Regions from separate parts of the Mus musculus genome. Here region 1 is linked to region 2. The links are chromatin loops, found by intact Hi-C in ENCODE. Cell type or tissue: left cerebral cortex. All regions are shown on one strand. Links, peaks and the distances in the headings refer to the core of each region. The heading gives the core; the rest is flanking DNA. Region 1 overlaps Susd1 (sushi domain containing 1). Region 2 holds the start of Susd1 (sushi domain containing 1).

Evidence for each region. Peaks named below come from ENCODE experiments on the same cell type or tissue, not always from the same donor. Only the 100,000 strongest peaks of a DNase experiment are listed, where the experiment ranks them.
Region 1: a loop joins it to region 2, with 3 times the contacts of the local background. A loop is called at or near these places in 2 of 42 quality-filtered maps.

The regions. Positions count from the first base shown.
Region 1 is chr4:59,387,264-59,390,172 of GRCm38, forward strand. All of the region lies in intron 6 of Susd1 (sushi domain containing 1), which reads right to left. Among named protein-coding and RNA genes, the nearest start is that of Susd1, 50 kb to the right of the region's middle. In left cerebral cortex, for the core only: a CTCF peak has its summit at 1,673; DNase peaks (open chromatin) are centred at 888, 1,381 and 1,644; H3K4me3 peaks cover 648 bases; H3K27ac peaks cover 1,845 bases.
Region 2 is chr4:59,436,490-59,439,398 of GRCm38, forward strand. Susd1 (sushi domain containing 1) reads right to left here and starts at 2,144. Exons shown (of 17, transcript NM_001163288.2): 1 at 1,717-2,144. The coding sequence starts at 1,834. In left cerebral cortex, for the core only: no CTCF peak of the experiment used is centred there; a DNase peak (open chromatin) is centred at 1,654; H3K4me3 peaks cover 1,135 bases; H3K27ac peaks cover 414 bases.

The DNA of each region.
Region 1 (2,909 bases), core at 261-2,760, 49 kb before region 2:
CTGTGTGTATAAAATGTGTAAATATATATGTATATATGTGTATATATAATCACATATATGTTATTTTAAGACACAAGCTATGAAAATAATTCTTTAGTTATGTCAAAGATCATCAGGGTGGTATGCAAATAGTTCAAGCTTGGGCGAGCATGAAGAGGGACGTGTGGGATTCCAGGGCTTCCAGGCTTGGGTTCAAATCAGAACTCCATCAAGTACTGGTTACAGAATGACCCTAAGGAAATTGCTTAACCTCCATGAGTCTCAGATCACTCAGCTATGAACTGAAAATACTCGTCTTACAGGTTTTGAGGACGGAATGAGATCAAGCATAAGGGCCCCAAGAGAACCCTGGGTGTGCAAGGTGGTGTGCAGGGACACAGCAATAATGTCAGTCGTCCAAATGGTACAGACATATTCAGACTCAGCCCAGTAGTGTGGCTAATGTAGTACTGTGCCCATTTATCCCAGCCAGCCCTTCTTTCCTAGCTGCAAGTGAGCACTTGCTAGGCTGGTGAGAAGGGCTGATAACCAAGAAGGTAACGAGGGGAACAGGAGCTTGGTAGCATTTGCAGCAGTACCCAGGGCAGATTCCGGGATGCAGAAAGGCTCCTGAGAGATGAACAGTCAGTGTTTCGACGGAGTTGTTGCTCTCCTAAGAACACGGAGTGATGGAGTGTGGAGTGTTAACCTTGTAATTATTAACCCAGACTCAGAACATAAAAGGCAAATGACCTGGACAGAATGGAAGCAGGGACAGCCTTATCAGGAACAAATCAGCCTCTTTGATCCTGAAGTAAAACTGAGTCATTAATGTGAAGCTTCCACCTCGGGTTTTTCCAGACACGAAAGTAGTTACCTAATTCCCAGCTGTCTGGAGTTTCTAGTTCAAACTGGCCGTAGAGGGGAAAAAAAAAAAAAACCTCACCTCCTACCACCTTGTTAGAGTTTGCACTCCATTAAAAACATGACAGATCTGAGCCACTAACTCAGAGGCACAGAGCCTCAAAAGTATTTTAAAATAATTCAAAGCAATCTGTGTACAGATAATCCATTCTCCCCAGTTTGGAATTAAACACAGACATACAGACAGAGGGGAAGACGGAGGGACTACAAGGAAAGATGATGATAGGGGAAGAAGTGAACCGTGAGACACAGTAAAATAAATACAAGACACACGGGGGGTGGGAGTCGGGATGTCGTAAGACTGATGAAAAACGGGGAAAGGGAAAGGAGGGGCAGCTAGGCAAGAACCATGACAACCAGCACCTCTTGCTCCACTTCCAGAAGCTTCTCCAGCCCACCTCTCCAGAGATGCATGACTTCATCAGCATGCAAATCACTCCCTTTATCTGTGAAAATCGAATTTAGCTGCCAATCCTGACGGAGGGCACACGAGCCTCCTCGCAGAAAGAGCCCAGCTCCCAGGGAGAATGCCTTTTTTCTCTCCCGAAATCAAAGCTTGCATAAGCCCATGGAAACAGCTGCAGCTGGAGCCACAGACTTAGTAAAAGGTGGAGGGCTGAGGACAGTAATTATAATTAGCGGTTACATAACATGTTTGTTCTTCAAAGTGCTGTACAAGGACCAGCTAATTAATAGCTTACTGTGCCCCATGCAGATCCCCTGGTTTTTCACGTAGTGACTAATCCTTGTGCCCCCACTGGATTCTGAATGGTGGCAGCAGAGGACCTTGAGCAGCGTACACATGGCAAAGGGACCACGGCTGTAAGAAGCTCTCTCACACAAGCTGTTTCTTGGGGGGACGGTTCTGGGAGAAAGCTGTCTTACATCCTTCAGATAAGTCCTGGAGGTGCTGCCAGAGAGGCCATCAGTCTCGTGAGCTTGGCCTCAGAGAAAGTGGAAGATGGTACTGGCGTGTCCTTGCTTCTCTGCTTGGCCAGGGAGACAAGGTGGCCTCCATCTCTGGATTCTTGCCTTCTGTTTCCTCCTGACTCCGCAGCCTACATCTTTTGCAGGTATGATGGCGATAGCTAAATGTAAGCATTGTCTATCTCCTCCCAGGGTTCCTTCCCCACAGGCTTCAGCAGTCTCTAATGCTTTGAATTTATTTACAAACCATTACAAGGACATATGAATGTGCACTTCCTCAGGAGAGATCTGGTTCTCCTACCACACTGTAAATTTCAAATGTGTGCTTCACACACAGAGCGCACCGAATATCTATCTGTGGGACGGAAAGATGGGCAGGATGGATGTCATCAAATTCTCTCTTGGGGATGGGGAGATGGCTCAGACCATAGGTGCTTGTCACGCAAGTGTGAGGTCCCAAGTTCGATACCCAGAACTTCCATAAAAAGATAGGTCATGGTGGCCTACTTGTATAGTCTTAGTACTGTGAAAGCGGATACAGACAAAAGATAGTGTTGCAGCCGGGTGTGGTGGCGTACGCCTTTAATCCCAGCACTCGGGAGGCAGAGGCAGGCGGATTTCTGAGTTTGAGGCCAGCCTGGTCTACAAAGTGAGTTCCAGGACAGCCAGGGCTACACAGAGAAACCCTGTCTTGAAAAAAAAAAAAAACAAAAACAAAAAGAAACACACACACACAAAAGATAGTGTTGCATATATGTATGTATGCATGTATACACACATACAATAGAATATTTTTCACTTCTAAAAAGTGAGGAAAATGGCATATCCTGTATTGTTGGTGAGCCTTAAAAATATTATGCTAAGTGAAATAAGCCAAGCTTTGAAAAAAAATCTCAAGTATCATATGATCCTACATCCATGGAGTGCCTACAGTAGTCTCATTCCTGGGAGATAGAAAGCGCAATGGCAGGGTGCCAACGTCTGAGGGGAGGAAGAAATGATGGGTTCCAGTTTTAGAAGATAAGATGTTCTGGAGACTAGTTCTACCATGGTGTAGATGTACACAACACCAACGGACT
Region 2 (2,909 bases), core at 292-2,791:
TGGAGGGGAGCCATTCTAGAAAGCTGAGACATCAAATACCCAAAGTAATGGTAAAATTCACTAGGCAACCAATAATCCCTACACTGGGGAGGCAGAGGCAGGGAGATATCTGAGTTCAAGGTCAGCCTGGTCTACAAAGAAAGCCAGAGCTACACAGAGAAACCTTGTCTCAGGAAAAAACCCAAACAACAACAAAGTAGCAGGATAAGAGAATTTGGGAGGGCAGGAATCTGCTCCACTAAGCCCACTCATCTCGTTTCTTTTCCACTTCTAGAGCCTGTTTGGTTTTGCAAATGTTTGTTTTTGAGACAACCCACTCTATGGTCCAGACTAATCCCAAACTCATGGTGCCTCCCTCCTCCGTGTCCCAAATTCTAGGATTAAGCATGAACCACCACCACTCTGGAGCTCAGTGCTTGGCTTTATTAAGGAGATGCCAGAGAGAGACTGGGTGTCCTTGTATGTATGTACTGTTTGCCATCACTCCCTCAGTGTCCTACAATGGCTCCTGGTGGCTTCTCACCAGGAAGGAACAGTTAAACCCAAACACCATGCTCTCTCTGCCAGTCAAGATGAGACTGACTCCCTCTTGCCAAATCCAGTCTGTTTTCTCATCTCTAGCCCCTTCTGTATTCTGCGTCCTGCTTTCCCACGCTATCCCCAGTCTGAAATCCATCCATTACTCTGTTGGGCTTTTCGTTTTGTTTGTTTGATCACAGTGTTTCACACTGTAGATTAAACTACTCTGGAACTCACTATGTAGCTCAGACTGGCCTGGAACTCACGGCAGGCAATCTTTCTACCTATCTCACACATTGGATTCCTTTTTACACACATTTCTAAAGACCTCTTACTATGGAATGGGGCACCCCTCCCCTTTTCCGAAATCCAAGGAACCGCTCAGCTTGTCTCATGCATAATGGCTGCCCAGTAAAACACAGTTGTCCTCTCCTCTGACCAGTACACCTTCTCAGAGCACTTGACACGTTCTGCTATTATGTGGGCAGACTTCGCCTCATTTTCCTGTTTGAATCCTCCGTGTCAGGTAAATCCCACCACGCTCACTGGTCCCAATTTGTCTAAAACACAGACTATTTGCCTGCCTCTCTCCTTGGGACTATGAACCACTAGAACGCCAACATTGCACGGTTACATCTGACCCAGGGAAGATATTAAAGGACTTTCTACGGATGGATGGATGGATGGATGGATGGATGGATGGATGGATGGATGGATGGATACACAAATGCATGGATAAACAGACTAAATAAACGAATGGATGAATGAACTAAAGGATAAACTCTTCCTATAAACTTCCTTATTCTTCTTTACATTCTTAACATTTAGTTCTTCGTGGAAGTGAAAAATAAGGAAAGGGACAGGTGGTGGTGGGAGAGCCACTACAGGTCAGGAATTTGTCCTGCAAAAGCCAGGGAGACTGGAAGCTGTAGAACCAGCGGCTCGCCCTCCCACATCCTCCACGCGGCGCACCGGTCCCCCAAACCCCCACCCGAGTCCAGTCCCCACCCCACCCCCACCCACTCCGGGAGACGCGAGTTGGAGCAGGGCCGCCTCCACTACACACCCCACAGTCCCCGGGGCGGGCAGTCTGGCGTGCTTCTCGCCGCTCCGCCTCCATGATCCTTCCACGCCCCGACTCTGCGCCTCCAGATCCGGAGCGCGAAGCGTCCTGCGCGCCGAGTACCCTGCACTCACCTTCCGTGCCAGGCTCTCCGCTGACGCCGCGGGCTAGGCTGAGCAGCAGCACGAGCCGCAGCAGCCGCTGCAACCCGCATCCTGGAGAGCGGCGCGTGCCCCGGGGACCCCGGCCCATGCCGCTGGCTCCCTCCCGGCGCCCGCCACTCCCCGGAGGCCCCTGTGCAAGGAGATAAGGCCAGAGGCGCGAGGAAGGGGCGGCGCAGAGGCTTCCGGCGCCGGGTTGCGCCGGTCCCGGCGGGGAGCAGGGTCCCAGGTCCCCGGATCTAGGTGCGCCTGGTGCACCGGCTGCGCGCGAGCTGAGCCACGGGGAGAAAGCGGACTGTGCTAGGGGGGAAACATCGCAGTGCAAGTGTGACTTGTGGAGACCAGAGAAGTGCAGTAGCCACAGGAAAGGGTCTCTGACTGGACGGGTCAGAGAGTTGGGAGGTGGTGGCCGCCCGCGCGGAGGGAAAGAAAGGAGAGGAAACTAGTCATGGGCCAGTTCACCCGGGGTGCACATGCTGGAACAGGTGACAAAACAAAAGTTCCAGCTACTTGCTGGACGACGCCCTCCTTGGCACGTTAGGAATCGAACGGGGAGAGACACGTGGTGAGAAAGACATGGAAGACAGGACAACCGTGTATTCTAGAAACCGAGGGACCGTTTTAAGGTGGGGACAAAAGGTTAGAGAAATATATGGCAGAGTTAAAGAACTCTGCTCTGAGAGTAGGGTCAGCATCAGGGCGTGAGGGGATCCGGGAAGGGGCAGGTGATCCTCTGAATTTTGGAGAGAATCAGAAATGGAGTGTTCAGGGACAGAGTCCACCACGTCTTAAGATTAGTGCAATATTAGAGAAAGGACAATATTAGATCAAGGAGAAACTGTGAATGTCGCTTAGATCTATGCTTTGGGTGGACTGTGGTGGGAGACTGGGGAGCAGAGGGTTAACGTGAGTTAGGAATTGGGGTTGAGGGAGGCTGAGGAAGGAAGATCAGTTTTGTCTGTGGGGCCCGCCCAAGTGCAGGGGGCACTCCCCACTTCAGCAGGTACCCTCATTTGCTTTCTCACCGGTGAACTAGCCCTACCTCTAAGGCAGGCAAATACACCCATATAAGGGCTGAACTTGGGCTGCCTTAGGAAGAAACCGTTAAAATAAACTTCCTAGTCTCTTGTAACAAGTTTTCTTGAAGATTATTTCTGTCCAACAAA